3 separate regions of the Homo sapiens genome follow, and all the other regions are linked to region 1. Evidence: read pairs that join two places in POLR2A ChIA-PET (ENCODE). Cell type or tissue: OCI-LY7. All regions are shown on one strand. Each heading gives the region's core, and the rest is flanking DNA. Links, peaks and the distances in the headings are about the cores only.

Evidence for each region. ChIA-PET counts read pairs that join two places held together with the same protein. Peaks named below come from ENCODE experiments on the same cell type or tissue, not always from the same donor. Only the 100,000 strongest peaks of a DNase experiment are listed, where the experiment ranks them.
Region 2: POLR2A ChIA-PET joins it to region 1 with 19 read pairs; 4 of 35 experiments call an interaction of 5 or more read pairs at or near these places.
Region 3: POLR2A ChIA-PET joins it to region 1 with 75 read pairs; 4 of 35 experiments call an interaction of 5 or more read pairs at or near these places.

Annotation. Positions count from the first base shown.
Region 1 is chr9:110,137,955-110,148,608 of GRCh38, forward strand. PALM2AKAP2 (PALM2 and AKAP2 fusion) reads left to right here. Exons shown (of 11, transcript NM_007203.5): 8 at 1-585. Among named protein-coding and RNA genes, the nearest start is that of C9orf152, 65 kb to the right of the region's middle. RefSeq lists an enhancer at 10,478-10,654. In OCI-LY7, for the core only: CTCF peaks have their summits at 2,560, 5,138 (motif pointing left), 5,342, 6,146 and 1 weaker place; DNase peaks (open chromatin) are centred at 5,137, 5,697, 6,247 and 8,607; H3K4me3 peaks cover 5,382 bases; H3K27ac peaks cover 6,926 bases.
Region 2 is chr9:109,913,417-109,924,070 of GRCh38, forward strand. PALM2AKAP2 (PALM2 and AKAP2 fusion) reads left to right here. Exons shown (of 11, transcript NM_007203.5): 4 at 10,319-10,433. Among named protein-coding and RNA genes, the nearest start is that of PALM2AKAP2, 140 kb to the left of the region's middle. RefSeq lists enhancers at 5,103-5,152, 5,393-5,562, 5,673-5,742. In OCI-LY7, for the core only: no CTCF peak of the experiment used is centred there; DNase peaks (open chromatin) are centred at 1,195, 3,845, 5,085, 5,665 and 2 weaker places; H3K4me3 peaks cover 4,208 bases; H3K27ac peaks cover 7,838 bases.
Region 3 is chr9:109,961,195-109,971,848 of GRCh38, forward strand. The region is part of intron 6 of PALM2AKAP2 (PALM2 and AKAP2 fusion); the gene reads left to right. Among named protein-coding and RNA genes, the nearest start is that of PALM2AKAP2, 190 kb to the left of the region's middle. RefSeq lists enhancers at 5,604-5,703, 6,384-6,433, 6,444-6,563, 6,954-7,023. In OCI-LY7, for the core only: CTCF peaks have their summits at 5,955 (motif pointing left), 8,116 and 8,318; DNase peaks (open chromatin) are centred at 2,097, 5,657, 6,007, 8,107 and 1 weaker place; H3K4me3 peaks cover 3,753 bases; H3K27ac peaks cover 5,689 bases.

The sequences.
Region 1 (10,654 bases), core at 1,735-9,734:
TGGTGCAGAATGCCATTCAACAAGCCATAGCCGAGCAGGTGGATAAAGCTGTGTCCAAAACCAGCAGGGATGGAGCAGAGCAACAGGGACCTGAAGCGACTGTAGAGGAAGCTGAAGCTGCGGCTTTCGGCTCAGAAAAGCCTCAGAGCATGTTTGAGCCACCTCAGGTGTCTTCTCCTGTTCAAGAGAAAAGGGATGTATTACCAAAGATTCTGCCTGCTGAAGACAGGGCGCTCAGGGAAAGGGGGCCCCCCCAGCCACTGCCAGCTGTGCAGCCCAGTGGCCCGATTAACATGGAGGAGACCAGGCCCGAAGGAAGCTATTTCAGCAAGTACTCGGAGGCAGCTGAGCTGAGAAGCACAGCCTCCCTCCTGGCCACTCAAGAATCTGACGTGATGGTTGGGCCTTTCAAGCTGAGGTCCAGGAAACAGCGGACTTTGTCCATGATTGAGGAAGAGATCCGAGCAGCTCAGGAAAGGGAAGAGGAGCTGAAGAGGCAGAGACAAGTCTTGCAGAGTACGCAGAGCCCCAGGACAAAGAATGCCCCATCACTGCCCTCCAGAACATGCTACAAAACTGCTCCAGGTAAGTGAGGTGCCTCACATGAGAGACAGATGCCACAGCAGTCTGTTGTTGTTGATTCCAGCTCATGGGTTTCTATGTGGAGCCTCCTCTGTGTGTGTCTGGAATAAGTGTTGGGGGGACACTGGCATGAGAATTCCAGCATACAGGGACATGCAACAAAAGTGTCAAGAGTGTCCTCTAGAAGAACCCTGAGCTTGCATGGAGTTTGCCACTTTCCAGAGGATGCAATAGCTCCTTCTTTGTTGTTCTGCTTTGGCCTTGGTTTATTATAAAGAATTGTTCTCTTTTACTTGAAAGCCTGCCTCTTGTCTGAAGGAGAGGCTGTTTGTGGCATAGAACCAGAGTGGACCCATGTGTGGACTATGTTGGAATCAGTAGCTTGACCCTCAGTATCTAGTTAAACCCATCTGATTTGGGAGTTGTCCTCTACTAACTAACCCCTTCTGAATGCTGGTTTCCTTCCCAGCAATGATAGTCATGGCATGGCATTGCAGACTGGTCCATGCAAAATGCTTTTGTTCATCTTCCGTGTAACTGGGTTTTTCTTCTTAAGTCACCACAAAGCAACTACTTTGGAATCAGGAGTGGACGCATCTGTTCTTGTCATGTGACCCATTTGGAAAAGTTGAATTACTCTTCACAAAGGCAGGTCTTTAATCCCTTCATATTGCCTGGGTGGTCCCTTTTTTGAATACTTTGTATAGATGGTTGATGTTAATTAGAGTGCTAATTATTATTGCTACCATATGGATAACAGTGTGACCAGTTGTTTTTATTTTCCATGTGAATGTGATAGCAATCAGGGATCCACAGATCTTCAGCTATGGAAAACGCTGCTCAAAGCGTGGTCCAAGCTAGTCCAGGAATCATTTGCTACTGGTTCATTCTAAGTTCAGACATCGAGAGTAAGCATTTGAAAACTCCTATTGCAATGTGATATTGTCCTGAAATCCAAGCGTGGGATTTTTGTATTTTACAAAACTATTGCTTCATAATGGACTGGTGGGGAAAAACTGATGCTTCACCAGAGAAAATTTAAGAATCGTTACCCTAAAGGATAATTGTTGACACTTATCTTGGTCCATCCATATCTTAATCTTATCTTGACACTTGGCTTCCATCAAACCTACAATGACTCAAGGTCACTCTTCTCATTAACTTTTTAAAATTGGAAAGAATCTCCAACCTAAAGAAAAGTTCCCAAGTACAGTACAAATGTCTTTCTGTTTTGAATCATTTGAGAGTAAATTGCCAACATGATGCCCCATCACCCCCAATTTTGTAGACTGCTCCCTAATGTGGGTCTCTGATGTTTTCATATGATGATTTTCAGGTTGTGCATCTTTGGTAGGAATACCACCAAATTGATGCTGTGTTCTCACTGTATCCAAACAGGTAGCACGTGGTATTAGTTTGTCCCATTATGGTGACAGGTGTCAACTCTGATCACTTAATATTGATTATGATCACTCCATTGAGGGAGTGTCTGCCAGCCTTCTGCACAGTAGTTACTTTTTTCTTTTGTAATTAATATACATTTTGTAGGGCAATACTGTGGTATTCTGCAATTTTCACCCCATTTCTTATCAAACTTCATTTATTTATGTCGGTATGATCTCATGGATTCCTGTGATATTCAATGGATTCCTGTGATATTCAATGGATTATAATCCATTTCTTTTATTATTTTTATCCGCAACTTGTTCAGTTACAGCTCACGGGAGCCCTTTCTGGCTAACTTGTATGTCCTTTGGAGATGTCCCCGTTTTCCTTTGAATGCTTCCTCAATTTCTGGCATCGCAAGATATTCCAGTTTCATCTTATACTTTCCCAACCCTGAAATCGGTCGTCTCTCTGAAGAGCACTAGTTTCTGATGATGGAGAATGGTATTTAGAAACAAAGATCTGAGTGCTAGCTGTGCTCATTGTTATTGCATTGTCACTAGCCCCAGGCACTCTCAGTGGACAGAATTAGAAATTACACACATCTCTCTTGAAAACCATGAGTTTGCCCTGATGCTTTTTAATTCTTATTTAATAAAAAGTTCATTCATACTTTCTCCCTTTCCATATTTGTGACCACCTTCTTGACAAAAGATACTTAGTTTTTATTATCTGTAATATGTTTATTATTTAACTAGCCCTCCTTCCCCCACACTCCAGTATAACCAGTCTCCTGTTTTCCTCACCAAACTTGGGCTCCGACATCATTTTCCAGGTGGCCACTGCCACGACCCTTCACCAACACCCTCCTTACCCTCCCTGGGCTCCAACACTACAGCAGGTACCATCTTATTCAGCCTGGCCTAGTGACTTTTGGACTGAGTTGTTTGGGAAGGAAAGGAAAGGGAGGAAGAAGAGGAAGAGTGCAGTGACTTTCTTAATATATGCCATCAAATTGGTGATAAAGTTTCAACAAATGAATAATGGGGGGGCGGGCACAAACATTCAGACCGTAGCATGAGTATTTTCAGGCTTCTCTGTCTCTATCTCTTAATCGAACCCCTCACCATATTACCTCCAACTTTATTTCTAGCACATAAACAACTGTCTAATATAAAGACATTTCAATGCTTTCTCCTGATTCCCCCACCGGCTGTTGTCCATCAGGCTTCCCCACCAGGACCGAGGTTGCCTTAAACAAGTCAGCATCCTAAGGCTTGCCACTGGCATCCCAGCAACCCAGTATCAATCTCCCCAGTACTTCCCTCTATGCTAATGCTGATCTCTTCTCCCATATCCCACCCCCATAGGATTGATTTCTGGTCCCTACAAGGGGATGGTAATTCATCCGTGCAAGTCTGTTCCAATCTTGATGTCGTATTGAGTACAATCATGATAATGATATGCATACATGTCATTCCTTCATGTTTATCTCTAGAACATTTAAAGCAGGCACCCGGGCTTCCCAGAATTACAACATGAGTTGAAAGAAACGGAATGTAAAATACAATTTTCTTCCTGTTCATGCCTGGAAATCTTTGGAGTATTGCTTGGCTGGCCAACCTCCAAGTTCATGATCGGGGAGAAGGCTGACACGTGACTCTGAGCAGCCAAACTAGACAATTCATGGCTAGGGTCAGAACTCCTGGCTTCAGTGGTTTTGTGAATGGAGGTGTTACCAAGTTCCTGCGGCACATTTCATATTTCATGCCAGAAGAAGTGACTCCACTAGTTTGTTGTGTGACTCAGATTGATGATTGGATACTAGGTGATGAAAAATATAATTTTTAACTTCTCTGGTAGAAATCATGCTGGTGGCATGCTGGAATCCTAAAACCTTAAAGCAAATAAAATCCACTGAGAGCCAAGATGTGGTAAGGAAGGAGAAATCTTCTAATTCTTTCCATACAAAAGTTATCTAGACAGAAACCCCATCCCCCTGGTGTGGAAATGCTATTTGTTTTTGCTTTTAGTGCTTTTGCTTTTAAAAGATGGACAATGAATGATAGAAGTTCTGTTTTGAAAAGGATATAGTCATTGTTAATGACCGGGTATCTAGAAATTATCTTGTTGGTTCTTATTTTACTTTTTTTTTTTTTTTTTTTTTGAGGCAGAGTCTTGCTCTGTCTCCCAGGCTGGAGTGCAATGGGGCAAACTCGGCTCACTGCAACCTCCACCTCCCAGGTTCAAGTGATTCTCCTGCCTCAGCCTCCTGAATAGCTGGGATTACAGGTGTCCATCACCATGCCCAGCTAAATTTTTTGTTTGTTTGTTTTTTGTATTTTTAGTAGAGACAGAGTTTCATCATGTTGGCCAGGCTGGTCTCCAACTCCTGATCCGCCTCAGGTGATCCGCCCGCCTTGGCCTCCCAAAGTGCTAGGATTACAGGCATGAGCCACTGCACCTGGCCCTTATTTGACTTTTAAAGGAAGAAGCTCCACTTAAATAGAATTTGAGTGACATTTGTTTATACAGAGGTGAATAAAAATGTATAGTCCCTGCTCTCAGGGAACTTAATGGTTCAGTAAGAGAAACAACATTAAACAAATGAGGCAATTTTATGACAGAGAAGCACAGAGACCTGTAGGAGCACAAACAAGGAAGACCATATCATTTGGAGGATAAAGAAAGTCTTCCTTCCTTAGGAAATTACTGTCTAAGCTGAGAACTGAAGGGGTAAAGTTGGGCTCAGGGTGTAGGGGAGAAGGAAGGGCACCTAAGAGAGGCTCAAAAGGAATAGAGAACTTGGCACATTTGAGATATTTAAGAGTAAGTTAATGGAAGAGATTTAAAACAAAACAGAAATAGATTTGGAGCCAGACAACCAAGAGCTCTATCAATCATGTTAAGGGTTGTAGACTTTAGAGTTTACCCTATGGTCAGTGAGAAGCCAGTGAGAGTTTTTAAAGGAGTAATTATCTGAACACAACCCCAAGCTGTCCTGCCTTCACTGTGAGTTGATGGACTAAATGTCTTCCTATTGTAATGCATCCATTTCATAGGCTTGGATTGAGCTCTTCCTGCTTATGAGCACTTCCGAAGGCAGGCGCCATCTTGGTGAACACCCTGTATGTTATGTGAGGGGCCATGCTCCCAATAGTGTGTGCATGTGTGCCCTCTGCTGATGGCACTTAGAATTAGAGACTAAAAGGAAGAAGGCCAGGGGTGGTGGTGCATGCCTGTAATCCCAGCACTTTTGGAGGTGGAGGCAAGAGGATTGCTTAAGTTTGAGACAAGCCTGGGCAACATAGCAAGTCCCCATCTCTTAAAAAAAAAAAAAAAAAGAAAAATTACCTGAGTGTGGTGACACATGCCTGTTGTCCCAGCTACTTGGGAAGCTGAGGCAAGAAGTTTGCTTGAGCCCAGGTGTTCAAGGCTGCAGTGAGCTGTGATCGAACCATTGTACTCCAGGCTGGGCAGCAAAGTGCCAAAAAAAAAAAAAAAAAAAAAGGAGAGAGAGAGAATAAAGGAAGCACCTTTGCAGGTACATGAGCCTGATTTGAAGGGGTAACTCACACAGTGCTGTAAAACACCCTTGAGGAAAGAATTAGGGGGTGGGATATCCAAACATTGTATTGAAGTTGCAGTTCAAGACCTTTTCAAATGTCTTTTCATATTGGGGTTGCCAACAGTTCTCACTTTAGTATCTGTGTCTATTATTAGATATCCTGGTTTCACTTCCAAGTTCTAAGTATGCCAGAGAAACCCAGTTAGGTGATGATTTGTTTGGTTTTTTGAGAGTTTCTGTTTTCATGCCAGATGTTGAATTTATTTACCAAGTCAGATCATTCACCCCGTGAGACCTACATTATGGAGAGTGGCAAAAGAGAAGGTGTAGTTTGCTATTAAGTTCCATAACTTGGGGTATCTGTTCATGTCTTCTAATTTGTGGAAAGATGTGATAGTTATAAATGTTACTTTTGTAAGCTGTACAGGAAGTGTTGACTTCTGCTGCTGTCTGTTTAGATAAGATTAGACATGAGGTGATCATTACATTATTATAAAGATTCTTAACTGGGTCTCTGTTCTTTCCCCTTCATTATCTGCAAATATCACAAAGGAAAGTCTTAGGAAAAATATGTTTGCGACTGTCCACACATTCTTCATGAAGCAGAGCTTGGTGGAGTGTGCCATGCTAAATTAGAGCCACATGAGGCACAGTTTCATTTGAGGTGCCCTCATTGCTCCATGGGGGAAGTCCCTGTGTCAGCATCTGACAGAAGGATTGATGATGAGAGAGCTCTCCATCAGTAGTACACAGTGCCTCTCTTTCCTGCAAGGCAGGCACCAACTGTGCAGCTTGTAGGAGCCCTTCTGGCTGTGTGAAGCTAGCTAAAGCTTATTGTGGAGTGTCCACAGATGGTTATTGTCCACCACCATATTTCTAGAACATTCTCTGGTTACAAAAGTCTAATCATGGTAGTTACAATTTATCAAGGCCTTAAAGCTGCATATAATACTAGTTATTTCACACTTGTCATTTCTTATTTTCTCACTGAATCCTCCCAACAGCCCTCTAAGATACAAATTACCTCAACTCTTGAGGCCGGATATATTTCTAGATTCAGACTTTTTCTGATTTTAGAGAATTTATAAAGTATATACTATTATTTAGAAAAGTAATACAATGAACATACTATTATTTAACACAACTGGCAGGTTCTGGGTCAACACCCTGTGATCAAATTAAATTTCTACTCTAAAACTTGAGAAGAAGAATTAGTTACATTAAGTGGGTAAAGACTAGGAGACCTTCATGTCAGCTCATGTCAGGTTTTGCTGCCAAATAAGTTATGAAAAATCTTTCTTTTCAGAGTTTTTTGGATTTGGGAATTATATATGAAGAGTTGTGGACCTGTAATAATATTCTTTTTCAAAGAATTACTACTAGAGCCCAGAGAGATTAAGTTGCCCAAGGTCACTCAGCTTGAAAATGGGAGAGCCTGGTTTCAAACTCAGGCTCTCATTTGTCTCCAAAATCCATCTTCTTTCCCCTACCTTCTCCTTCCCATTTGTTGAGCCTGCTCTATGAGGTATACAGTAATAGCTTCTCTCTCCAACCTGTAGCTCAGGTTCCCTCTACCCTTTCCCAATCTTATGCCCAACCCCTGCATTTTCCTGGGTCCTTCTTGATCCTCCTTTTAGGAGCCACTGTGGCTCTGCAATCCTTCTTTTGCGGTGGCCTGGGTGTATAAATTTGACTCTCAGGGGCCATGAAACAGTGCTTCCCTAGTGACCCAGGATGATTCCTTTCTGCTTTCAGAACTCAATTCCAATGCCCCAAATTACAGTAGGCAAAAGCACTCGGGCTGTCCAAAGATCTGAGCGGATAGCCAAGGGACTAACTTAGTCCACATCAGCCATCTAGCCTAGCTGCTCTTGTGAGTTCTTTTTGAAAGTTATTTCCCAGGAAGAAGCTCTGCCATTTACTCCAGAAACAGGTTCATTCCTTGAAAACTTCGAAAGAACTGGGTACTCAAGCAAGGAAGAAATTTTTAAATTTGAGGATGAGCAGGGATAAGTGTTCATTATTCTGTTAACTAAACATGAACATTTTTGGTGTACTAGGGTCAAAGTCAACTAAGTTAGTTGACTGGTGATCATTGAGCACCATGACTACGTACTGTTCTCCTTGCCTTTTAAAAATTGATCTTTCTGCCTTGGCCCAGACTTCCCTGTGTTCTCTTTATCTAAATCCAGCAAGTATGTTTTCTTGAAAAATGCATGCCATTTGGAAAGGAATTGGTAAGAAAAGACTATGTTGAAGCTATGTTTGGCAAGGGGTGAAGGTGTGCAATGAAATCAGGACTTTTCAAAGTATAGAATTCCACATTCTCTTTAGATATTACCCTTAAAGGCTTGGAAAAGACAACTGCCATGGTTAAACCTGCCTGTCAGCCTCACTCTTCTTTTTTTTTTTTTTTTTTTTTTTTTGAGATGGAGTCTCGTTCTGTCGCCCAGTCTGGAGTGCAGTGGCGCTATCTCGGCTCACTGCAAGCTCTGCCTCCCAGGTTCACGCCATTCTCCTGCCTCAGCCTCCCGAGTAGCTGGGACTACAGGTGCCCACCACCGCGTCCAGCTAATTTTTTGTATTTTTAGTAGAGATGGGGTTTCACCGTGTTAGCCAGGATGGTCTCAATCTCCTGACCTTGTTATCCACCTGCCTCGGCCTCCCAAAGTGCTGGGATTTGGGATTACAGGCGTGAGCCACCGCGTGCAGCCCAGCCTCACTCTTGAGATCCTATGGGCCCAGAAGTCTTTATTCTGTGACAAGCCTGCAGTTACAGCTTCTGGGCAGCAGAACTTTGGAAAAAGCAGAACGTTCCCCACCAGCTGAATTCCCTGGTACAAGCAGGTTCTGCTGTTCCTGCTGATTGTGCTGGGTCTTCAGATAGATCCGTGTGTCTGGGTTGGCTCCTGCTGGTGCTGGGCCACCATGTGATGTCCTCATTGCCTACTTCTGCATGGCCTCTCCATGCTGCAAGTTAGTTAGGGGAGCATCTTATGAGGAATCAGACTCAGCCATGCACAAAAACAGATGCATAGTTTTCAGGTGACAGAGAGGAGGTGAATCAAAGAACCTAATTCTTGCAAGTTCCTTGGTAAGAAATAGGAACTAATCAAAACCAGGCTTGGGAGCAGGATGTCCTCTGTGACTGCTGGGGTTCAGGGCAGAATATGACTGTGTCTTTTACCAGCCATAGTTACTTGCTGTGTACTTCCCTAAGGAGACTGGCATTTCAGATCTATTTGATCTTTGTGTGCTACATACTTATGGGGTGGAAGGCTAGGAGGTGAGGTGGGGCAGGGAGAGAGTGTATGGGGCAGACAATTAGAGCACCAAAGAATATATGTGTAGTTCTTGTAACGAGATTTTCTTTCTCATGGCCTTGAAGGTAAACTTAAAAGGGTTCCCAAAATGTGTGTGTATCTAACTCACAAGTATTACCAGTCTCTCTTTTATTTCCCATTACTCAAGTATAAATCTATGTGCGAGGTGGCTCATGCCTGTAATCCCAGCACTTTGGGAGGCTGAGGTCAGCAGATCACTTGAGGTCAGGAGTTCGAGACCAGCCTGGTCAACACAGTGAAACCCCATGTCTACCAAAAATATAAAAATGAGCCAGGCGTGGTGTCACATGCCTGTAATCCCAGCTACTCGGGAGGCTGAGGCAGGAGAATCGCCTGAACCTGGGAGGCGGAGGTTGTAGTGAGCTACAATCCCTACTGCACTCCAACCTGGGCAACAAAGCAAGACTCTGTCTCAAAAAAAAAAAAAAAAAAATTATGTGTGATGGTCAGGGAGAATATATGCTAAAATATGACAGTCACTTCTCTGGATTCATATCTCAAGCTTCATTCCTGACTACCACTTGCTAGCTTTGTGACCAACTTACTTCACCTCTGTAAACCTCAGTAAAATAGGAATAAAGTTATACCAACCTCATAAAAATGTTGAGACAGGGCCTGGTACATAAAAAGCTCCCAGTAAGAGTTATTATTGTTGTTGTCATTACAACATTACAACATTACAGTTGCTCTTTTGTTTTAAGAAAAAGCTTAGAGGCTGATCGCTTGAGACCAGAAGTTCAAGACCAACCTGGGCAATATAGTGAGACCCTGTTTCTACGGGGGGAAAAAATAGCTGAATTTAGTGGTGTGTACCTTTAGTCCTAGCTACTCAGGAGGCGAGGTGGGAGGATTGCTTGAGCTTGAGTTCAACGCTGCTGTGAGCTATGGTCATGCCGCTGAACTCCAGTCTGAGTGACAAAGCAAGACCCTGTCTCTAAAAAGAAAGAAAAGGCCAGAAAGCCTTAGTAGAATTATTTGTGAGTTGCTCTTTTGCAGCAGTTGTGAGCCTGAAATAAATAACCGAACACACATGATAAAATTGCTTTCTATTCCTAGCTGGGATTTTTTTCAGTTACTTCCTTAGAATTAACATTTCTCTTAGAAACTTGAGGTCAGGAATAATGAGTTTTCAGTAGTCCACTATGATTCGAAAAACTAAAGAGTAAAAAGTCCATCATTAAATGTACTGAGTGAATAAAATTACATGTATTACCATAAAAATGTTTTCCTTCTGGGGGGAGGTAATCTTCACACAGCCAAGCCCACCATGCTAGTAGAAATGTATTTGAAGAGAGGATCTTGGTGGAGAATTACTATTCACCATAATTTTCATTCTTACTGTTTTAATTAACTTTTTTCCTTTTTGGCCTTAAACTCTGCTTGCCCTGTAAGAGCAGAGTTCTTTCTTTCCTTCTAGAGTTTTCATCATCTTCCAGTTGTGTTCATAGGTATAAACCCAATATCAGCAACTCATCCAACAACTTGACTTACCTTTAAGCAATAATATTTGACAGTTTCTCAGACTTGTTTGCCAAGCAGTGGTATTTCTCATTTCTGAGCTAAGTTTATAATCTGAAGATTCATATCATCACATTCTCCCACCCCTGGGGCCTTCAAAGGAGGAGATGAAAGAAGAAGGGACCAGCTCTTGGTGTGCGGGTCACAGCTGGAACCGCACAAGTCCGTGCACTCTGGGGCTGACAAGCAGGATGTTCCCTTGTACTGAGAGGAAACGAAATTGAAAATGCAAGTCTGAGCTCATTTCTTTCTGGTG
Region 2 (10,654 bases), core at 811-8,810, 230 kb before region 1:
CAAGGAGTAGAAACTTCTCTGCTGAGACTTTGGATGTGGCAGAGATTTGGGGAGTAGAAGGGGGGCAAAGCACAGTTCCAGCCAACCCCATTTACAGGCGTTGATTAGCAGTAATGAATTCACAACCTTGCAATTGCTCATTTTTTTTTCTTCTGCTGCTGAGTCATGGATAAGACTCTAAGCTCTGATTAGCTGTGATCCCTAATTCTCAGCACAATTCTAAGAGCATTCCTTCAAATTCAACAATATGTGGTAAGTGTCTTGTATTAATTAGGATTCCATGTGGATGCAAGGAACAGAGACCCACAATAACAGTGGCTTAAACAAGATGCTTATTTCTTTTTTTTTTTTTTTTTTTGAGACGGAGTCTGGCTCTGTTGCCCAGGCTGGAGTGCAGTGGCGCAATCTCGGCTCACTGCAAGCTCCGCCTCCTGGGTTCATGCCATTCTCCTGCCTCAGCCTCCCGAGTTGCTGGGACTACAGGCGCCCGCCACTACGCCCAGCTAATTTTTTGTATTTTTAGTAGAGATGGGGTTTCACCATGTTAGCCAGGATGGTCTTGATCTCCTGACCTCGTGATCCACCCACCTCGGCCTCCCAAAATGCTGGGATTACAGGCGTGAACCACCGCGCCCGGCCAAGATGCTTATTTCTCCCTTCAATAAAAATCCACAGGTCTGCAGTTATGTAAACATCCACAGGCATGCAGTTAAGAGCTGTTTGGTGGCTGTGCCCTGTGAATTCCTTAGGGACCCAGACCTGTTCCACTTTAACCCTAAAGACTGATCCTTGTCAACAGTGACCAAGATGGCAGTTTGTGCCTCAGCTGCATACATGTGCATTTCAGGCAAAGGATGAAGAAAGAACTGGAGAAGAAAGGGCTAAAGAAGATTCTAGGAGCTGACATATAGCACTTTCACTTACATGCCTTTGGCCAGAGCATGTGGCTACAAAGGATGCTGAGAGATGTGGCCTTTACTCTGTGTGGCCATATGCCCAGCTCAGCCACAGGAATGACATTGCTTTGAGAGAAGGGGAGGATGGAAATTGAGCAACTTAGCAGTCCCCTTTCCACTTTTACTTGTGCTGAATTCATAAACATGTGGGCAGCTTTCCTCTCCTCTGAGCAGCAAACACTTCTTCTGAGGTTCTTGTTTTGGCAGGTTGGCCAGACAGGCACCCCACTTGACTGCTCAACTATGAAACTGCAGTTCCAGAGAAGAGAACAGGTCTGAATTAAGCACCTTAAGCCAGTTGGTCAGCATCTCCTTTTATTCGGAGAGTAGTTACTGAGATTCAAACCCATGTCAACTGAGTAGCAATGTGTTTGGCTATAGGGTAGGGCGTAACCCTAGTCTATGTCTCTCAATAGTGAGTTATTTCATAAAGGCTCAGCCCATCGTCAGGAATATGCTGGTCTTGCGTAAGCCTTTTTCAGAAGTGTTCATAGGGTCCTGAGAATTTTGTGAGCACTTCTTTACTGCTTCTCTTGCCTCCTCTTTTAGTTGGTGCTGAGTTCACTGCATGAAGGGTCCCAGGAGTCCTCTTTCCCCTTGGTTTTTCTACTCCTTTCCTTTTCTGCTCTTTCTACCACCTCCTACTGCTGGACCTCTTTGTATCTGTACTCCACCATGGAAAATAAGTTTTGTTTGCCCCAGATCTTCCCATTTCCCAGAGTGGAGCCTTTATAATTCATGATGTTTACTAAACTTGATCTCTGCCCTTTCAAGGGATGGAACTCAGATAATGAAAGATATAGGGAGGGATACATTGCTTAAATCTGTGAGTGGGCATTACGATGGGCCTAAGTGTCCCAAGAGGGATTGGCTTGCCATGGGAGGTGGTGAGCTCCCCATGTGTGGAGAAGTTCAAGAAGGTGTGAAATAATCGTTGGGTGGAGGACAGTTCAAGGACTTCATGTTTCTGGAGAGCAATTAAGTTCAATGGCTTCTACTCCCAGTCTGACCTGTGCTTCTGTGAGCTTGAAAAATATATATTGTGTTGCAATGTGCATTCTTTAGGGAATGAAGGTAAAAGGGCAAGTGGTCATGGGAGGATGTCAAGGATAGGGGCAAAGGGTACTGGTTCCCCAGCCAGACCACCAGGGTCCAAATTCTGGCTGCACATCATCTCTGCAACCCTGGACAAGTCAGTGCTCTTTCTGTGTATCCATCCATCTGTGTCATGGGAGTTGCAGATTTTTTTACTTCATGGGATATTGTGAAGATTAAGTATTATAATGTACGTAAAACACTCATAACAGTTCCAAGCACACAGTAAGCACTCAATAATCCTAATCCTTATGATTATTATTGTTACATATATTACTGTATCTAGCAAAAACAATATTAGAATTGTTAGTATTATAATAATTATTATCATCATTGATGGGGAAGGAAAAATGAAGCCCACCTGAGTTCACAGACAAGACCCTCTCCAAACAGTAAAACAATTAAAAACCAAGTTGTATTTGTCTGTGCTCCTTTGGATTCAACTGACCAACACCCAGGCAAAGGGAAAATATATTGGCTTGCTTTTTTTTTTTGAGATGGAATCTTGCACTGTCGCCCAGGCTAGAGTGAAATGGCATGATCTCGGCTCACTGCAACCTCTGCCTCCCAGGTTCAAGCGATTCTCCTGCCTCAGCCTCCCATGTAGCTGGGATTATAGGCACCTGCCACCATGCCCAGCTAATTTTTGTATTTTTAGTAGAGACGGAGTTTCACCACATTGGACAGGCTGGTCTGAAACTCCTGACCTCAAGTGATCCACCCACCTTGGCCTCCCAATGTATTGGCTTTTGTAAGTAAGAAGGGCAAAGGAGTAGCTGAGGATCTGGGAAGCAGGAACTGGAGATTGAATGGCACGGGTCCCCAGCAGCCAGCATGCTCTGTCTTCCCTTCTCTTTGTTTGGGCCTTGCAGGAAGGTAGGCTCTCAGCAGAGCCTTGAAGGCCAGGTATTTGAGAGCCAGGCAAGTGAAGCAGAAGGAGAGCATGAGTGAGCCATTGGGAGTGGGGACGGAAACGGCGAGAACCTATCCAAGGCACCGTGCTGAGCTATGAAGCTGGAGGGCAGCGCAGGCTGTGACCCAAAAAGGCCACACAAGGCCACATGCTCCTGAGTGACAGGAGGGACATGTGATATGCTGGGCCTTGGCCCATGCTGTCTCCTCTGCCTGGCTCATTTTCTCCTCTTTTCTACCTGGTGAATGCATCCTTCAAGGCCCAGTTAATTCATCATCTACTTTGTCGAGTTTTTCTCACCACCTGTATCAGTTGAGAATTGCATTCAGCTATGATCACAACAGAGGCTTAAGCCCATAACAAGCAATCTGGAGCCAGGCATTCCAGAAGTGGTGTACTCTTTCCATCGTGCCCTCTGGGACCCAGGCAATGTCTCTCTTTCTGCACACTCAGACATACTATTGCCCCTGTGGACATAGGATTACTGCTCTGCCTATAGCATCATATCCCTTGCAGTAGGTAGAATAATGGACCCCCAGAGATGTCCACAGGCTAAGCCTCAGAACCTGTGAATATGGTAGGTTCCATGGCAAAGAGGAATTAAAATTACAGATGGAATTAGAGTTTCCAAACAGCTGACTTTAAAATAGGGAGATCAGTATCCTGGATTATCTGGGTACACTTTGTATAACCACAAGATCCTTAAATGTGGAAGAGGGAGGCAGAAATCAGAAGGAGGGGTGGCTGCAGGGAAGGTCAGAGAGATGCAACAGTGCTGGTTTTGAAGATGGAGGAAGGGACCCACAAGGCACGGAACGTGGGTGACCTCAGGGAGCTGAAAAGGGCAAGGAAATGGATTCTCCCCTAGAGCCTGCAGAAGGGAACACAACGCTGCCAGCACCTTGATTCTAGCCTGGCAAACCCCGTGTCAGACTTCTGACATACAGAAATATAAGATAATAAATGTAGATTGTTGTAAGCCACTAAGTTTGTTGTAGTTGTTATAGCAGGAATTGGAAACGAATGCGTCTCTTTAGCACCAGGTCCCTGTACCTGGCAGGAAGGAAGGAAAGGCAAATGTCACTTAAGCCAACGCTCCTTTCCTTTTTTTTTTTTTTTTTTTTTTGAGACAGGGTCTCACTCTGTCACCCAGACTGGAGTACAGTGTTGTGATCATCACTCACTGCAGTCTTGAACTCCTGGGCTCAAGTGATCTTCCCACCTTAGCCTCCAGAGTAGCTAGAACTAAGGGTATATGTCACCATGCCCAGCTAACTTTTTATTATTTGTAGAGGTGGGGGTCTTGTCTTGCCACGTTGCTCAGGCTGGTCTCATCCTCCTGGGCTCAAGCAATCCTCCAGCCTCAGTCTCCCAAAGTGCTGGGATTACAGGCATGAGCCACCGCACCCAGCCCTCCTTTCCCTTTTAGGGAGTTGTGTGGAAGTCCCTTCGGATCATTTTTACTTACATCTCATTGGCCAGAGCTGTCCCATGGCCAGCTTTATCTTCAGTGGAAGCTAGGATACATAATTTTTTTCAGGTGGGCATGTTGCCATCCCCAACCAAATAAGGATTCTGTTAGTTTGGAAGAGGGGGAGAATAGATATTGAGAAGACCACTCAGCGTCCCCACCACACACTCCCAGGCAGAACCAACTATTCTACAGCATGTTGTTCTTTCCTCTATTATTGCTATTTTTGGTTTGTATTGTAATTTATGTGTTCACATGGCTGTTTGCATTACTTGACCAAGAAGTCTCATGAGCAGACACTGTGTCTGATTTATTTCTCCATCCCCAGTGCTCAGCATAGTGCCTGATACAGAGAAGGTGTTTGCATGAAGTTAGATGGATGAATGTCTAAATAAACTTTGAAATAAGAGCATGATCGATGCACTTCCCAGAGCGAGAGTTCCTTTCTGTTTTCTTGTGAGGATGATCTATTGGGGTTAGGTACATTTTATAAGACCATTTGGCCATGATTGCAACCTCATCTCCAGTAAATTAAACCTACACAGCTGCAGTGTGTCACCTTTCCTTATGGCTTATTACAGTTTGCTTTTTGCTCAGAAGGAACTGAGCAAGCAGGTTAGAGGCTGTTATGTGCACCTGCCACAGCCTACGGATCCTCAATTAACCTTGCGTGTAAATTACACTTCCTGCCCATTCTTTATTTTTAGCACAGCAACATCTACTTGGCTCTTCCAGAGAAGACTGCATTAGATTTCAGTCATGAAACTACAAAACAGTGGCGTCTGCAGCCTGGCTGGGATGACTGTTGTTAACCCCATGACACTCTGTTCCTTGCGAAGCTGCTTTGCCCCAGGACTCAGGTTTTCCTGAGAAAGAGAGCAGCCTGGACTGACCACACCCTCAGAGCCTGGCCCAAGGCCACATGTGAACTTATAGAAAAATCTGCTATTGGATCTGACATAAACTCTCCATTTCCTTCATTCATTGCATTTGGGTTGAAACTCAGTTGTTGTTATCACAAAGGTTTCATTTCGTTCCTTTTTTTTCTCTCCCTCTCTCTTCGTTCCTTCTCAGTTACACAGTATCATGACCCAAATCTTTAGCACCTGAACCATATAGCGCAGAGCCTTGAAACCCATAGGGCCAGGGCACCCCGTGGAGACAGGCCAGCCAGTGGGCATCAGGTCGCAGAGAATTCTTAACCACTTAAGGTTGCTTCACTGGAAGAAGTGAGTTACTGAGAGACAGCCATTTTCGGTTTTAGTCAGCCATTTTTATCACGATCTTGTTTGTTTTAGAATCCCCTGTAGTGCCTAGCTCGGAGTCCAACCAAACAAGCTCCATAAATGTTGATTTTGAATTTAAATAGATGTTGGGGTGCTCCCATTTCCCCTTCACTAGACACATGGGAAGCTGAGGCCCTGGCCCCTCTTTCATGCCACAGCCTGGGAGATGCTGCCTTCTCAGCAGAAAGCCTCAGGAGGTATTTTGAAAAGGGAATTTGTTGTTTTCATTCTGGTTAGATAAGTTACAAACTAATTTTTTAAACTGGGAAAATATTGAAAATTGTTTTTTAAAAATGAAATCACCTTTAATTCCATTACTCAGAGACAACTATCACTGACATTTTTCTGTTTTTTCAGTCTTAATTCTCATGAAGGTGTGCCCTGTTTCCCTCCAGATTTCTCAGAGGATTCAGGATTAGGGAAGGGAGGAGAGGGTGCCTTATGTTCTTTCTAATCGTTTAGCTTTGGGTATTATTGGGATATATATAAATACATTAACACACATATAAATATATGTGTATATATATTATATAACTGGCATATACATTATTGGGATATATATTAGTAGGATGTATATATATATATGTGTGTATACATATGTGTGTGTGTGTGTGTGTGTGTGTGTGTGTATATATGTAAAATGTATACACACTTCTATTTGACCTGTACCAGTTCATTATTACCACAATAATGCTAACTAACACGCCCTCAAATTCAGTGGCTTAAACCCAAAGTCATTTATTCTTGCCCACACTTCTGTGAGTAGGCTGGGTATTTGCTGATCTAGGCTGGGCTTAGCTGAGTGGCTCTAATTTCAGGTGCTTCTGAACTATATAGCTGAGAGCCCTGAAACCCATAGGGCCAGGGCACACTGTGCCTATCTATGGGTTTGCCTCAGGTCTATTCCATGTGTGTTCTTTCTGTGGTCCAGGCTGAAGGGGCAGCAGCTGCCCAGATAAGTTATTGTCTTGGCATTGGAAGGGGTGCAAGAGGACAAGCTCAACTGGGCAAGCACTTTTCAAGCCTCTGCTTGTGTCTTATCTGCTCACATCCTATTGGCTAAAGCAGGTCACATGGCTGCGGCCAGTGCCAAGGGACTGGGAAGTGTAACCCATCTACCATAAGCCTAGAGCAAATCACATGGTCAAGATTGACATCAGTGGCTTGGGGAAGCATGTACTCTTCCCATGGAAGTAAGGGAGGAAGGAAGGGAATATTTTTGAGAATAATGTAATCTTTTTTTTTTTTTTTTGAGATGGAGTCACACTCTGTTGCCCAGGCTGAAGTGCAGTGGTGCAATCTGGGCTCGCTGCAGCCTTGCAGCCTCTGTCTCCTGGGTTCAAGCGGTTCTCCTGCCTCAGCCTCTAGAGTAGTTGGGATTACAGGTGTGCACCACCATGCCCAGCTAATTTTTGTATTTTTAGTAGAGACGGGCTTTCACCATGTTGATCAGGCCAGTCCCAAACTCCTAACCTCAGGTATACGCCTGCCTCGGCCTCCCAAAGTGCTGAGATTACAGGCATGAGTCATCGCAACCGGCCCAAGAATAATATAATCTACTGCACACCCTAAATATCTGCTAAAGTACTCTGTACTTTGAGATTTAAATCAAATCTGCTCAGGCCAGGTGTGGTGGCTCATGCCTGTAATCACACCTCAAATAAATAAATAAATAAATAAATAAAACCTGCTCAGAGCCCACCTGGTTGGTAGTATCATCCAGTCTACACAGGGAACCTCTAGTCCAGAGCTCCTCTACTCATTGAATTAATTCAGTTTCTGGATAATGTGACTGTCTCGTGTGTTGTTCCTATTTCACACTCATGTCTCTTTACTTACTCCCCCCAAAATAATTTACACAGATGTGTGTAGAAGATTTTGCTGAACATCTGGACCAGCAAAGAAGTTTTACATCTTTATGTTCGTATCTCTAGATTGGCCAGCCCCCTCTCCATAAATTCTCTTTGCGTCTCGCCCACACACAGCCTCTCAAGTTAAAGCTTGCTGAAGAATTCACTCTTGTCTCCAAAATTCTGAAAGTCTTATCTTGGCTGGGCCACACCTTTGCGCAACTTAGCTCAGCTTTTTAAATTCATTCAATGTAGGTGTATTGAGCATTTGTGCCCTCTGTCTGAGGAATTTATAATCTAGTAGGGGAAATTAATAATGTATGTTACTATTTGGGGCCAGAAAATTCTTTGCTGTAGGGTGCCATCCGGTGCACTGTGGGATGTTTACCAGCATCCCTGGCCTCTACCCACTATGTGCCAGTAACACCAGTCCCACCCCCTTGAGCTTTGGACAACCAAAATATCTCTAGACATTGCTGAATATCCCCTGAGGGACAAGATCACCTCAGTTGAGAGCCACTGCTCTAATATATGGTAGACTTGATAAGACTTCTGATAAAACAAAATAATGTGCTAAGAAATGTTCAGAGGGAAGCGATGTTATTTCCTGGCAGTGAAATCTGTGAACACCTCATGACAGGTGGCATCTGAGCTGAGACTTCAAGAATGGTTGGGAGTTTGAGTTGAGTTTCCTAGAGGAGGAAAAGACATGGGGTACATGTGGGCAAATAAGAGTGGCTCTATTTGACTAATGCATGAAGTGAAATAGGCATGTTGTTAGAGTGGAGCTGATAGGTACTGGGAGGCTAGATACCATGGGGACTTATAAGCTGTAGGACTTCTACTTTTACCCTGAGTGAAATGACAAATATTTCAGAGCTGTGTTCATTTGGAGGAGGTTAATTTGGATATAGGGCTTGCCTTCATAACCCAAAGTAATTGCTGCAAAGATTATCCCTCCAGAGGTCACTTTTCTGACACCCAGGAAGGAAACAGAAAGGCCATCTGAGGGGCACAGTATGTCGCTAAATAAATTCATGCCTGGATCTTGGTGTTCCTTACCTTTCAGAAAACCCCACTCTGAACTCCTTATTTTAGGTCTAAGTCTAATGGCCAGTTCCCGAGAGCAGATTAAAAGATGGAAAAAGAGGGCCAGGCACGGTGGCTCACGCCTGTAGTCTCAGCACTTTGGGAGCCTGAGGCAGGAGGATTGCTTAAGCCCAGGAGTTCAAGACCCACGCAGGCAACATAGTAAGACCTCACCTCTACAAAAAAAAATTAAAAATTAGCTGGGCATGGTGGTGTGTGCCTTTAGTCCCAGCTCCTTGGGAAGCTGAGGTGGGAGGATTGCTTGAGCCCAAGAGGTAGAGGCTGCAGTGAGCTATGATCGTACCACTACACTCCAGCCTGGGTGACAGAGTGAGACTCTATCTCAAAAAAAAAAAAAAAAAAAAAAAAAAAAAAAAAAAAGATGGAAAAGGAGGAAGGCAAGGGAGGGGACTTATATAGGCAGACACAGACTCAGCAGCAAAGCTTCCAGCACAACAGAGGGGAAAGAGACCAAAAGAAAAAATGAATGAATGAGTGATTGAATGAATGAACCAATGAATAAATTCAGATCAAATAATTCAAGAGGCACAGCAATCTAGAGTTTTAGCAAGAGAACATTTATCCCTTCATTCTTCCTGAAGACATTGCTGCATATCAGTGCCATCCTACTCTGCCAATATATGTAATGTTTAACAAGGTGGGGGATGTGGAGAACACTTTAGATCCCATGTGGTAAGAGTTGCTCAATGGTTAGGAACAGGGTCTAGAGTCAGAGCACCTGGCTTGAATCCTTGCTTCAAGGCTCTGTGGCACTAAAGCCTGCTTTACTAGGTTACTTCACCTTGCCAAGCCCTACTGATCTCATCGGTAAAATGGGGATTCCCTACTCACAGGGTCATTGGGAAGTTTGGATAAAATAATCCACATGAATTCTTAGCTCAGTTCCTGGCACAGAATAAGTGCTCAGTAAATACTGGTGGTAATTATTATCATTTCACTGAAAGAATATGGCTGTTGAGACTTTCCCCAAATCATAGCTGCAGCTGCTATTCTGGAATATTTCCAGAGTCTCCTGGCAGTGCTGAAATTTCCCTTTTATAAAATACATAGGATGGCTGTGAAAATTGAGGAAAGTTCCAAAAGGCAGGGGCAGTTGCATCTGTCTTCTTCATTTCCCTTCTTTTTGGCAGTAGAATCCAGACCACAGAGGGAGAGGACACCAGGCTCCCAAGGGTACTGGCCACCAGCTATTTCTTGGCAACATACTTCCTTTGAGCAAGAATGGCCCTTTACTTTTTGACCAACCTGAGAGAGCACTTACTCTGAGCCGGTCAGGAGAATATGAAGCTATTTTCCTTCTGATGTTATGTCCTATGCTATGTAAATATAATCTCCCTCCAAATAAGAAAGGTGCACATGCATGGTGTTGGCAGGGAAACATCGAAACATATTGCATAGTGGTGGCTGTGAACCAGTGGAGGCAGTGCTGTGTTGATTTCCCTTGACCAATGTCTGCCCAGTGGCAGAGCTGGAAACACAAGATGCTGTGTAATGTAAAACCTTGGCCTGGCTCCTCAGCGTAATGTAAAACAAAGGCTGCCAGGAAGGTACAAATCGCCCAACAGGAAGGAGCTGCTCTCTTGCCCGTGGATGGCAGGACAATAAAGTAACTTGTCCTTTGTTTGTGTGTTTTCCAGGCTGGAGCAAGAAATACAAACGCTAGAAAGTGAAGAGTCCCAGATATCTGCCAAAGAGCAAATCATCCTAGAGAAACTGAAGGAAACAGAAAAATCCTTCAAGGACTTTCAGAAGGTGAAGAAAACCAAAACGATTTCTCAAAGTTATTTCCATGGGGAAGTAGGGCCTAGCAAAATGGTGCTAACTGGGAAACAGGCCAGTGGGCATTGATGAGAAATCTGAGCCACGAACTCTATGAAATGAGGGGCAGATGTGTGAGGACCAGGGGCCATCCTGAAGCTAAGCATGACATATCTTTGGGTGTGGGACCATCTGGCCTGCTGCAAGGCATAGGG
Region 3 (10,654 bases), core at 1,257-9,256, 180 kb before region 1:
AAACTTACTTTATAATCATAGCATTGCACATATATTAAACTTGCTGTAGCCTGTCAAGTTGCAGGAATCAGTTTATACCCTGAAGACTATGGACTTGACTTCTAGGAACCGGTAATGAAGACATACTTCCAGGGACCAGGCATATTCTTCCTTGATTTTCTCCAGTGAAGTTTAGCATGGTATAAACACATGGTATGGGGTAGATATTTCATGATGTTGTAGCTGGGATCATGGAGCAGAATGAAAGGGCAGAACCAGTTGCTCTTTTCTCAGGGGCGGCATTGCCCAAGCATGAATTGTTATTGAGTGGCCACTTAGAAGAAAGATTTCTCTGACTGGGGTGACCATATGTCCCAGTTTGCACATGTTTTACCAGCCTAATTTTCAGTAATGTTCAGTTGGGATGATGAACCATATGGTCGTGTGACCTCTGGCATGGAGATGGGCATCTCTGCTTTGTCAACTACTCCACATCTGCAACCAGCCTTTCCTTTTATTGATGCCTTGGCAATTCTCCATGATACAGACACAATGCTGAGGGCACGGCAAGACTCCTGTACGCAAACTGTTCTGAAGGATCAGAGTGTTGTAGGGTGACAGTCAGCCTCATCCACATCAAAGCATTTCCTTTTTTTCTTCACCATTTTTGATCAGTTTCATATTCCTGTGGGTACTAATGAAAAGGAACAGCAGAACCACTATCAAGTCCAGTACTTACTAGGCAGATAGAGACCCACTGGCTTCTGGCCTGTGCCACTTGCTGCTGCCCACACTCATCAGTGGAGGAGAATTCCCTACTAAGTTTTCAGTAGTTATAATTGCCACCAACATTGCATGGGAGAGAGGAGCATGACTTGAAGTCGTTTGCAAATGTATGTTCATCCAACAACAGCCAAGAAGCATACCCGAGACTGTGCAGGTGCTGCCCAAGTCCTGAACACATTACTGCACAGTTGCTCAGAGTTCTGGTTCGACTGCTACCTCTTGTACCCCAGTTTCTTCATGTGTAGAATGGCAAAGAGGGTTAAATCTCTTACAAAGTGTTTTGGACACTGCCTGGTAAATACTGGCAGAACTAAAATATAGCTATTAGTAAGAATAGTATCAGCAGCTTTGAGAGCCAGGGAACAACCCCTAAGAATGGTATGAAGTAGGGATCAGCAACTATGGCCTTTGGAGCAAATGTGGTCCTCTGCCTGTTTTGTAAATAAAGTTTTATTGGAACAGAATTATGTCCACTTATTTAAGTATTGTTTATGGATGCCTTATTGAGTAGTTGGGAAAAAAATCATATGGCCCATAAACCTAAAATATTTATTGTCTGGTACTTTACCAAAAAAGTTTACTGGCCCCCAATTAAAGCATAAGTAAGATACTCAAAATCTCATTCCTATTCCTATTCCACTAGCAGTTACTGAGCACTGATTAAATGCCCTGAACTGTGCCAATTTTTTTTTTTTTTTTGTAAGACAGAGTCTTACTCTGTCACCCAGGCTGGAGTGCAGTGGCACGATCTCGGCTCACTGCAACCTCCGCCTCCCGGGTTCAAGCGATTCTCCTGCCTCAGCCTCCTGAGTAGTTGGGATTACAGGTGCATGCGACCAAGCCTGGCCAACTTTTGTATTTTTAGTAGAGATGAGATTTTTGCCATGTTGGCCAGGCTGGTCTCAAACTCCTGACCTCAGGTGATGCACCCACCTCGGCCTCCCAACAAATGTTTTAACATAGATTATCTTATTTAACTTTCATGAGAAGTAGCTCTTCAAGGTTAATGGAAATATCCCATTTTATATGTGAGGTTCAGAGCACTTGTGCTTGTGTACAATTGCAGAGCTAGGATTCATACTCTGGTCTGGAACTTTAGGAGTTATGAGGACAGACATCCTGGAGGAGTTCGGTTTGCACTTGTTCTTGAAGAATGAGTATGGTTTTCAGTAAGCAAGGAGAAGACCCAGGGGAGGGTATTGCAGAAAGAAGGAATTGACTGAGCAAAGGGCCTGAAATAGGAAGCTTGGGCTGGTTGTCTGATTTGTTTAGCCTGAAGGGACTGAAGGAGACAAGGTGAAAGAAGTGGCTGTATGCCAGGATGTAGAGAGACAGGTACTTCCTCGAGGAAGCAGCTATAAACTGAAAGTTCAAGGTCAAGCCCATAGACATATTGTGTTTGGCCTTTACTGTATTGATTCACACAAGGATGTTTGCTTTGGTTTTCACTTGAATTTATAACCAGCCCATCCTACATTTCATCTTCTCTTAAAAGACTGCAAGATCTAGCCAGACTCAGCCACATTTCCAGGAGGTGGGAACTAGCTAGAGTTGAGTTTAGCTGCCCTCTTTAGATGCAGCATCTGCTTTCCTATGGGCCTTTACTCATCTTAGACTCAAGCAAGCACAGCCCCCATACTGGGCCCTGGGCTTTATAGGGCCTTGCTCTAGTCACACTCTTTTCTAAGGGGTGAGGAGTCTTTGGGCCAAGGTGACTTGCCTGCTCCCTACCCCTGTCCCCTGACTGTGCTTCACCTCCCAAGACTCTGAATTGTCTCCTGAACGGTCCCAGCTCACATCCAGAACTCACATGGGCCTCTTCTCTGCATCTGTCTTCCCAAGGATGGGCCACTCTGAAGGGTGTACCAAAGGGAAGCAGTTTGCCTTGAAGGTAGCGTATGTGTGGATGGACCTTTGAGGTGCAGGCTAGGGTGTCCACCATGGGTGTGCAAGGCCTCTAGAGGTGCAGGACAGAGCAGAGGGTACAAAGAGTAGGGAAGAAGGTAACAGGCCACAGAATCTCGCTCTGCACCACCAAATCTCAATATGGGACACGCAGGAATCCAAGAACTCACAATTTGAACTTGGCCTTCTCAGTCAGTATGAAGTATATTTGCCAACTTAGTAAGAGAGAACATAAAATATTTAATAATTTTGAATTTGATTTCAGATATTGAGATATACTGTATGTCAGCATCTATTTGTGCACTTGCTCCAAGCCCCAGAAATGTTCGGCATAGGCCTGGCTGCAGCCCTACCAGTTCCCATTGTCTTACACCAGAGCTGTGTCTCTCATGGACATGACCTGTCTGGTGCTTACAGGAATGAGAGGTTTTGGCCCTAGCTAAATTGGTTTAGTGGTGAAGAAGATTGAAGGTTTTTGATCAGGGCAGATTGTGCCAAATGGGCTACTGCAGGCAGAGGCAGAGGCAGGAAGGCCAGTGAGGGAGCTATTGCAGGAGACCAGCTGGGAGGTCAGAGATTTGAACCAGTAGGAGCGAGAGAAGAAGGGACAGATGCAAGATTAATTATGTCTTTTCCTTCCACAATGATCTTTAGGTTAAGGTCGCCAACTTAACCCAATTTAGCCTGTGACTTTCTTGGTTTTTGCTCTGCAAGCTTCTGTCCCAGGAAACCCCACAGTACTGGTCACACTGGGGAGGCTGGCTTGCCTGCCTACCACCTAAATATCAGCCACCATCATATTGAGCTCTTACTATACCTCAGCTGGGAACTTGAGCTCAAGGCTTTGGACTTGAGTATAACTTTGCTCCTGGAAGCAAACTGTCTGGCTATTTCTATTCCTTGACCCTAAATCAAAAAATGGCAAATAACTCTCAGGCCATGGAGCTTCCCTTGGGTGTTACAGTTACAGATTTTCAAGTCAAGGATATGTTCAGGACCTAATTAGCTCATCCAGACACTTAGAATCTAGATTCATGCTGGAAGGGAAGAAAATGTCTCCCTCCTCACCTTTGCTGGACACAAGGATGTGTCATCTTTCATCTGTTTCTTGCCATTGTCATTACCATCAACATTGACAGAGATAACACATAGAACCTTGAATTATGGAATCCTTATTAAGTTAGATACTCATCTCTTCTAGAAAATAAAATGTTTATTAGTAAAAGCAGAATCCTCAGGAAAACAGTATTTATAAGCCCTAGACACATGGCCCTGGAAAAGTCACTTAACTTCTCTGAACCTCTTTTTCCTATGAAGTGGGACTAATAATCCCTACGATAGATTTGTATGGAGAATAAAGTTTAAAATGCCTCATGCACAAAAGAATTGAGAGCAAGGACTCGAACAGATATTTGTATACCAATGCTCACAGCAGCATTATTTCCAATAGCCAAAAGACGGAAAAAACCCCAAGTGTCCATCCACAGATGAATGGATAAACAAAATGTGATATATCCCTACAATGGAATATTATTCAGCCATAAAAGGAATGAAATTTTGATATATGTCACAACATGGATGGACCATGAAACATAGTGCTAAGTTAAACAAGCCAGAGAGAAAAGGACAAATATTGTATTATTCCACTTACATGAGATATCTAGACTAGTCAAATTCGTAGTGACAGAAAGGTTACCAGAGGACCTGGGGGAGAGAAGAAAGGAGAGTTATTGTTTAATGGGTACAGAATTTCAGTTTGGGATGATGAAAAAGTTCTGGAAATGGCTGGCGGTGATGGTTGCACAACAGTGTGAATGTACTTAATGCTATCGAACTGTAAACTTAAAGTGGTAAATGGTATTATGTATGTTTTACCACAATAAAAAAATAAATGCCTCGTGCAGTACCTGGCCATTGAAGATACTCAGGGGGAAAAAAAAGAGCTAAAAAGAGATATTAAGATGTTTCTAAGTGTTACTGAGTTCAGAAGTGGGAGTTCATACTTTAAACTAAAAGTAGTCAACGAAGGATTTGCCAAGGAGGTGGGATTTGAGATGGAGTTTGTAGGACCAGGCAAGGGAAAAGGCAACCCAGCCAGGAGGAAATGTGTAAGCAAACCATGAAGCTCCTGTGTGTGGTGATGGGGACCCGGTGATGATGTTGTGATCTGTTTTGTTTTTTGTTGGAGACTAGATTTGGGATGGGGTTTCAAGGGACTTGGAGTCCAAGTTGACCTGTTTAGGTGCCAGGCAGAGCAGAGGCACTAAAACTATCTGGGCAGGGAGGATGAAAAGATCAGTGTCGGCAGAAAGATCAATCTGGGGCATCGTAGAAAATGGATTGAATGGTGCCATACCAGAGGTTCAAGGCAGCCAGGGCAGTGTTGCACAAGTCCTAGACTAAACTAGGATGGTGGCTGTGCAAAAGAAAAGGGAGAGATGGAGACTAATTTCAGAAGAGCCTTGATAGACTTAAGATATCAAGGAAGAGGTGGCAAAGTGTTAAATGTTTAGCAGAATAGCTCAACCCTGGAGCCAGGTACCCTGCATTTAGTACTGCTAATGTTCTAATACCAGTACTGCTGCTTATGAGCTTGTGTGACCTTGAGTGAATGACTTAATCTTTCTGTCCTGTTTCTTCCTCTATCACATAACAATGAATGACAAAGTAGTGCCTCTCTCACAAGGCTGTCATGAAGGTTAAAGGAGTCAATATTTGTAAAGATCTTACAATAGTATTCAGCACAGAATATATGCTTGCTATTTTTTATCTTTTAAATCTGGATGGTTGGTACGTTGGTGTCTGTTACGTTATTTTTTGGTGTTTGAATATTTTAAAGCATGACCTTAAAATAATGTACTTTCAAAACAGTCTTGCTAAGCAGTGCTTCTTAAAGCTTAACATGCATGTGAAATGTTTGGCAGTCTTGTGAAAATGCAGGTTCTGGTTCAGTAGGTCTCAGGCGGTACTCAATGGTCTGTGTTTGTAGCAAGCTCCCAGGTGGTCTGGTGCCGCGGGTCTGCCGGCCACTCCTTGAGTAGCAAAGTTGTTAAGGAACGGAGTTCCATCACGGTGTTTCTAGGATTGTTCTGGTTGTCTTTTGCCACATAACAAATCATCCAAACCTAGAAGCTAAAACGAAAATGATTTATGTTCTATGCTGTTGTTGTTATTATTATCTCTTGCAGTTCAGCTATGTAGTTCTTGGGATCTGTCACAAGCTGGTGGTTAGATGTAGCTGGGGCAAGAGTCAAGAGTCATCCTGAAGGCTTCCTCCCCCTCGTGTCCGGTGGTAGATGCTGGCTGGCTGTTGGGACCTCAGCTGGGGCTGTCAGCGAGAACATCTCCCCAGGGCATCTCCATGTGGCAAGGGGCTCTTCACAGCTCAGCAGCTGTATCTCAAGACAGAGAACCAGGCAGAAGATGTATTACCTTTTCTTGCCCAGCCTCCAAGTCTCACAGCATCGCTTCTGCCACCTTCTATGTATTAGAAGCAAGGCACTAAGGCCAGCCCATATGCAAGGGTAGCGCAGTGAGACTCCGTGTCTTTTTTTTTTTTTTTTGAGACAGAGTTTCATTCTGTTGCCCAGGCTAGAGTGCAGTGGCACGATCTTGGCTCACTGCAACCTCCACTTGCTGGGTTCAAGTGATTCTTGTGCCTCAGACTCCCGAGTAGCTGTGACTACAGGCAGGCGCCACCACACCCAGCTAATTTTTGTATTTTTAGTGGAGATGGGATTTCACCATATTGGCCACGCTGGTCTCAAACTCCTGAATTCAGGTGATCTGCCCGCCTTGGCCTCCCAAAGTGTTGGGGTTACAGGCGTGAGCCACCGCACTTGGCTGAGACTCCATGTCTTGAAGGGAGAAGTGTCAAAGAATTTTTAGACATGTCTCAAAACCACCACAATGGCCTGCTTAAGGAAGCTCTGGGAGGAACAGAAAGTGGTGGATGAGTCAACCAGGGAAAGTTGACTTTGTTGTGTTTAAATTTGTGGGTTTGGGGTACCATGAAGACCACTTGAAGTTATTCTCCAACAGGCAGGATGGTGTGTGAGTATCTGAGTATCTATCTCTCACACCAGATCATAAGCTTCTTGAAAGCAAGGACTTGGTCTTTTTCTCTGCAATAGTTCTGGTGTCTACCACAGTGCTTGGCACACAAAAGTGACCCAAACAATGTTTGTTTGATGAGGGAATGAATAAATGAATGAATGAATGAATGGTAAAGGATTTAGGACTGAGGCTGTGTGGTCTGAAGAAGAAAGGATACTGGAATTCTGGAAATCTCTCCCAGAACAGTCCTCTCTGGCACTTCTCCCAGGGAGAGGGACTCCTGCATTTGCTCAGAGGCCACCATGGCCCTGGGGGTCTGGCCTGCCTGCTTTGCAACTTGAGGCCCTCGCGTACCCCATAGGCTGTGGAAGGCCTGGATCTGCTGGGAAACCTCCTTCTTCCACTAAATGGAAACTGGAATTCCAGGAGAAAGCAAAAATCAACAAGAGCTATTTTGATTATAATGATATCTCATTTCTAAGCAGCTCTCTCTATTTCCTGTTTATAGCCCAAACTGAGAGCAGAAGCGACTAGATCTCTCAGTGAAAGGTTTTCTCCGAAGACGTCTAGCTATATCATCAACAGGAAACAGTACTCTCCCAAGACAAAAGTCCCTGTCTCTGGCCACTCTGTTGGGTTTCATTGCACCCTACAAAGGGAGGTGGGAAACCTGGGTTTCTGAAAGAGGCCCTGATTTTGTGTTAGCCTTCAGCATCTACCACTTGTACCCAGCTCCCAGTCCCCCAAATTTCTGGGGACTCCATGTGAAATCAATGCACAGGAATTGTGGGGGGAAGCCCTAAGGAGTCCAGCCGCGATTTTCAGCGCGATTTTCAGGGCAGCTACATTTCACTTCAAAACTCCCAGTAAGTCTGCCACTAAGACCCCTGGAAAGGCTGGCTATGTCAGCCCTCTGTCTTCATTAGAAGAATCTCAGGATTTCTTCCAGTGACAGAACATGATCCTCAGATTCCAGGGAGTGACCCCAGACCCAGTTCCTCTCCGGGCTATAAAACTGTGGAGTGTGACACAGACAGAGAGACTGTGGTAATTTAGAGACTAAGAAAAAAACTGACTAGAAAGCAACTGAACAGAACAGCTGCAGGAATGTAAAATGCAAGACCCTCTGATCTGACAGTCTTTTCCTGCACCTCTACAAATGTGCGTGCACACACACACACACACACACACACGACTCCCAGAAAGGACCCTCTGAAGACAGGACATTTCAGCTGACATCTGAAAGATGAGGAAGGCAGCCATGCCAAGAGTATTCCAGAAAGAAGGAACAGGGTTTGCAAAAGCTCAGCAGCTCCACAGCTGCTGGTCTGGGCCAAATAGGACAGACAGCCTGTGGCTCTCCCCACACCTTGTGCTTCCTCACTCAGCCACTGTGAGTCTCCTCTCGCCTGAAACAGTCTCCCGCTCTGTCCTAACCTTCCAGCATCTTTCTCATTCACTCTGTCTCCTGAATATCACCCACAAAGGGTAGCAGTATCAGTCTTGGTCCACACACTTATGCAAGAAGTGCCACTTTGTTTTCTTTAAATCAAGTGATATCAGACTCTGTACCCCAAGGCTGCTGGTCTGGCAGGCAGTTCAAACTCAGTCGTTCACGGGGCTCTCTCCCACCCAAGGTCATGCAAAGGTGACATGCTCATCTTGGGGAAGGCCCATCATCACTGGTTCTCACTGGATTTATCCTTGGGTGTGCATTGTCCTGGTTTTCAGAGCCCCTTCAGGGCTGAAGTCTGTGTGGCTTCTGAGCCAAGCTTGGAGACAGGAGCCTTGGCAGAGGCTGGGAGCCTGGAATCAGCATCCAGCTTCCCTGCTTACACCACAGTGTAGCACTCCCACATCCTCACCCCACCCCACCCCAAGTGCAGCCTACAGCCCCTCCCCTCTACTGCTTCTGGGAGAAAGTGCACCCCTCCCCGAACCCCACCAGGATGCCTAGCTTCATCTCTTTAGTGAACTTTTGGCTTTTGCAAAAGACCTGAAGGCCCATTGACCAAAAGTAGCCTCTGCCCAGGCAAGGGAGCACAAAACCCACTCATCTTCTAGAAATGGACTGGAGAGTGCAACACAGGAAGTGCCCACACAGATGTTTCCTAGACCTTGCCTTTAGGGTCCCTCTGTTCTCAGGGATGCAGTCTATCCAGCCCTGGGAACTTGAACTCCCTGAGAACAATGTCCCTCTCTATCTATGGTAAAGGATTAGGTTTTGTTTTTTTTCTTTTAAGCTTCCAGTTCATCTCAGAACAGTACTTTTGTAAAGTACAATGAAAGTGAATGATGAGAAAAGTAAAATTTTTGAAAGACACACAGAATACAGGTACTGATTTTTTATTATTAGATTCAATAAATTGTTATTAAGGGTTCTAAACATATTCTTTCCATTTCTGCACTCACTTGGTCACCGATCAGTAACCAACTGTGGAGGGACACGGATTGGTGGGCCACTCACTTTGAGGAGCGCTGCCTTAGAGCACTCAGGAGGGAGCAGTGAGTCCTTCTTCACCTCTAGAAATGTGGAGCTTAGTGAACTGTAGAATCTTCAAGGGGTTAGGGTAGAAGCTGGAAACAAGGACAGCCTTTACCTAGTGAGCCAAGAAACTAAAATCCAGCCTCCTCTTACAACTACTTACAATGCAAAAAGAATTACAGTGTAGGACTATGGAGCCTGCCTCTGGGGCAGGCTGCCTGGTGATACATTCAGCACTGCCACTTACTGCCTTGACCCAGGATGAGTTAATAGCTCACAGCCTCAGTTTACTCATCTGTCCAATTAGGATAGTAGTACTATCTCATAGGGTTTTTGTAAAGACTGAAGTTAATAAGTGCATAATCACATAGAGTTGCTCTTGGAAAATAGTAAGTGCCTGTGAATATTAAAAATTTCCTGGCCAGGTGCCGGGGCTCATGCCTGTAATCCCAGCACTTTGGGAGGCCAAGGCAGAAGAATTACTTGAGCCTAGGAGTTTTGAGACCAGCCTGGGCAACATAGGGAGACCCTGTGTCTACAAAAAAAATTTAAAAAATTATCTGGGCATGGTGGCATACACCTGTAGTCCCAGCTACTCAGGTGGATGAGGTGGGAGGATTGCTCAAGCCCAGGAGGCCGATCACACCACTACACTGCAGCCTGGGCAACAGAGCAAGACCCTGTCTCAAATAAAATAAAATAAAAGTTTCCTTAGAAAGAAAGCTTCAGGAGGTTAGGGATCTTTATTTCCTGATGTTTCCCAAATGCCTAGAACCATGCCTGGCACATAGCAGTGCTCAGTAAATATCAGTGAATGAATCCATCTCCTTATCCAATGCTGAACTTCAGGCTTCCATGTTTATCCCACTCTTAGTCCCTTTTTTTTTTTTTTTTTTTTTTTTTTTTTTTACAGAGAAAAGGGGTCTGTTTGCTCTTTGTGTTCTTTGTGTTCATAGTGTTTCCAAGCCCCAGGCCATTCAGAGCTTTTGTCTCCAGTGCCCCACACATTCAAGAAAGACTTGAATTGCCTCTCAGGTCTGAACCTGTTTTGTGCAGGGTGTCCAAGCTGGAGTGCAATGGACCGGTCTTGACTCACTGCAACCTCCCACTCCCGGCTTCAAGCGATTCTCCTGTCTCAGCCTCCCAAGTAGCTGAGATTACAGACGTTCGCCACCAAGCCTGGCTAATTTTTGTATTTTCAGTAGAGATAGGGTTTCACCATGTTGGTCAGGCTGATCTCGAACTCCTTACCTCAGGCAATCCGACTGCCTCAGCCTCCCAGAGTGCTGGGATTACAGGCGTGAGCCACCGCGCCCAGCCAAGATACATTGTTGCAGAGTGTAAAACCAGATCTTGTTGACCTGGCATTTAGACCTTCCAAAATCTGATTTCCACCTGTGTTTCTAGGCATGTGACCCACTGCACACTACACAGCCCCCACAG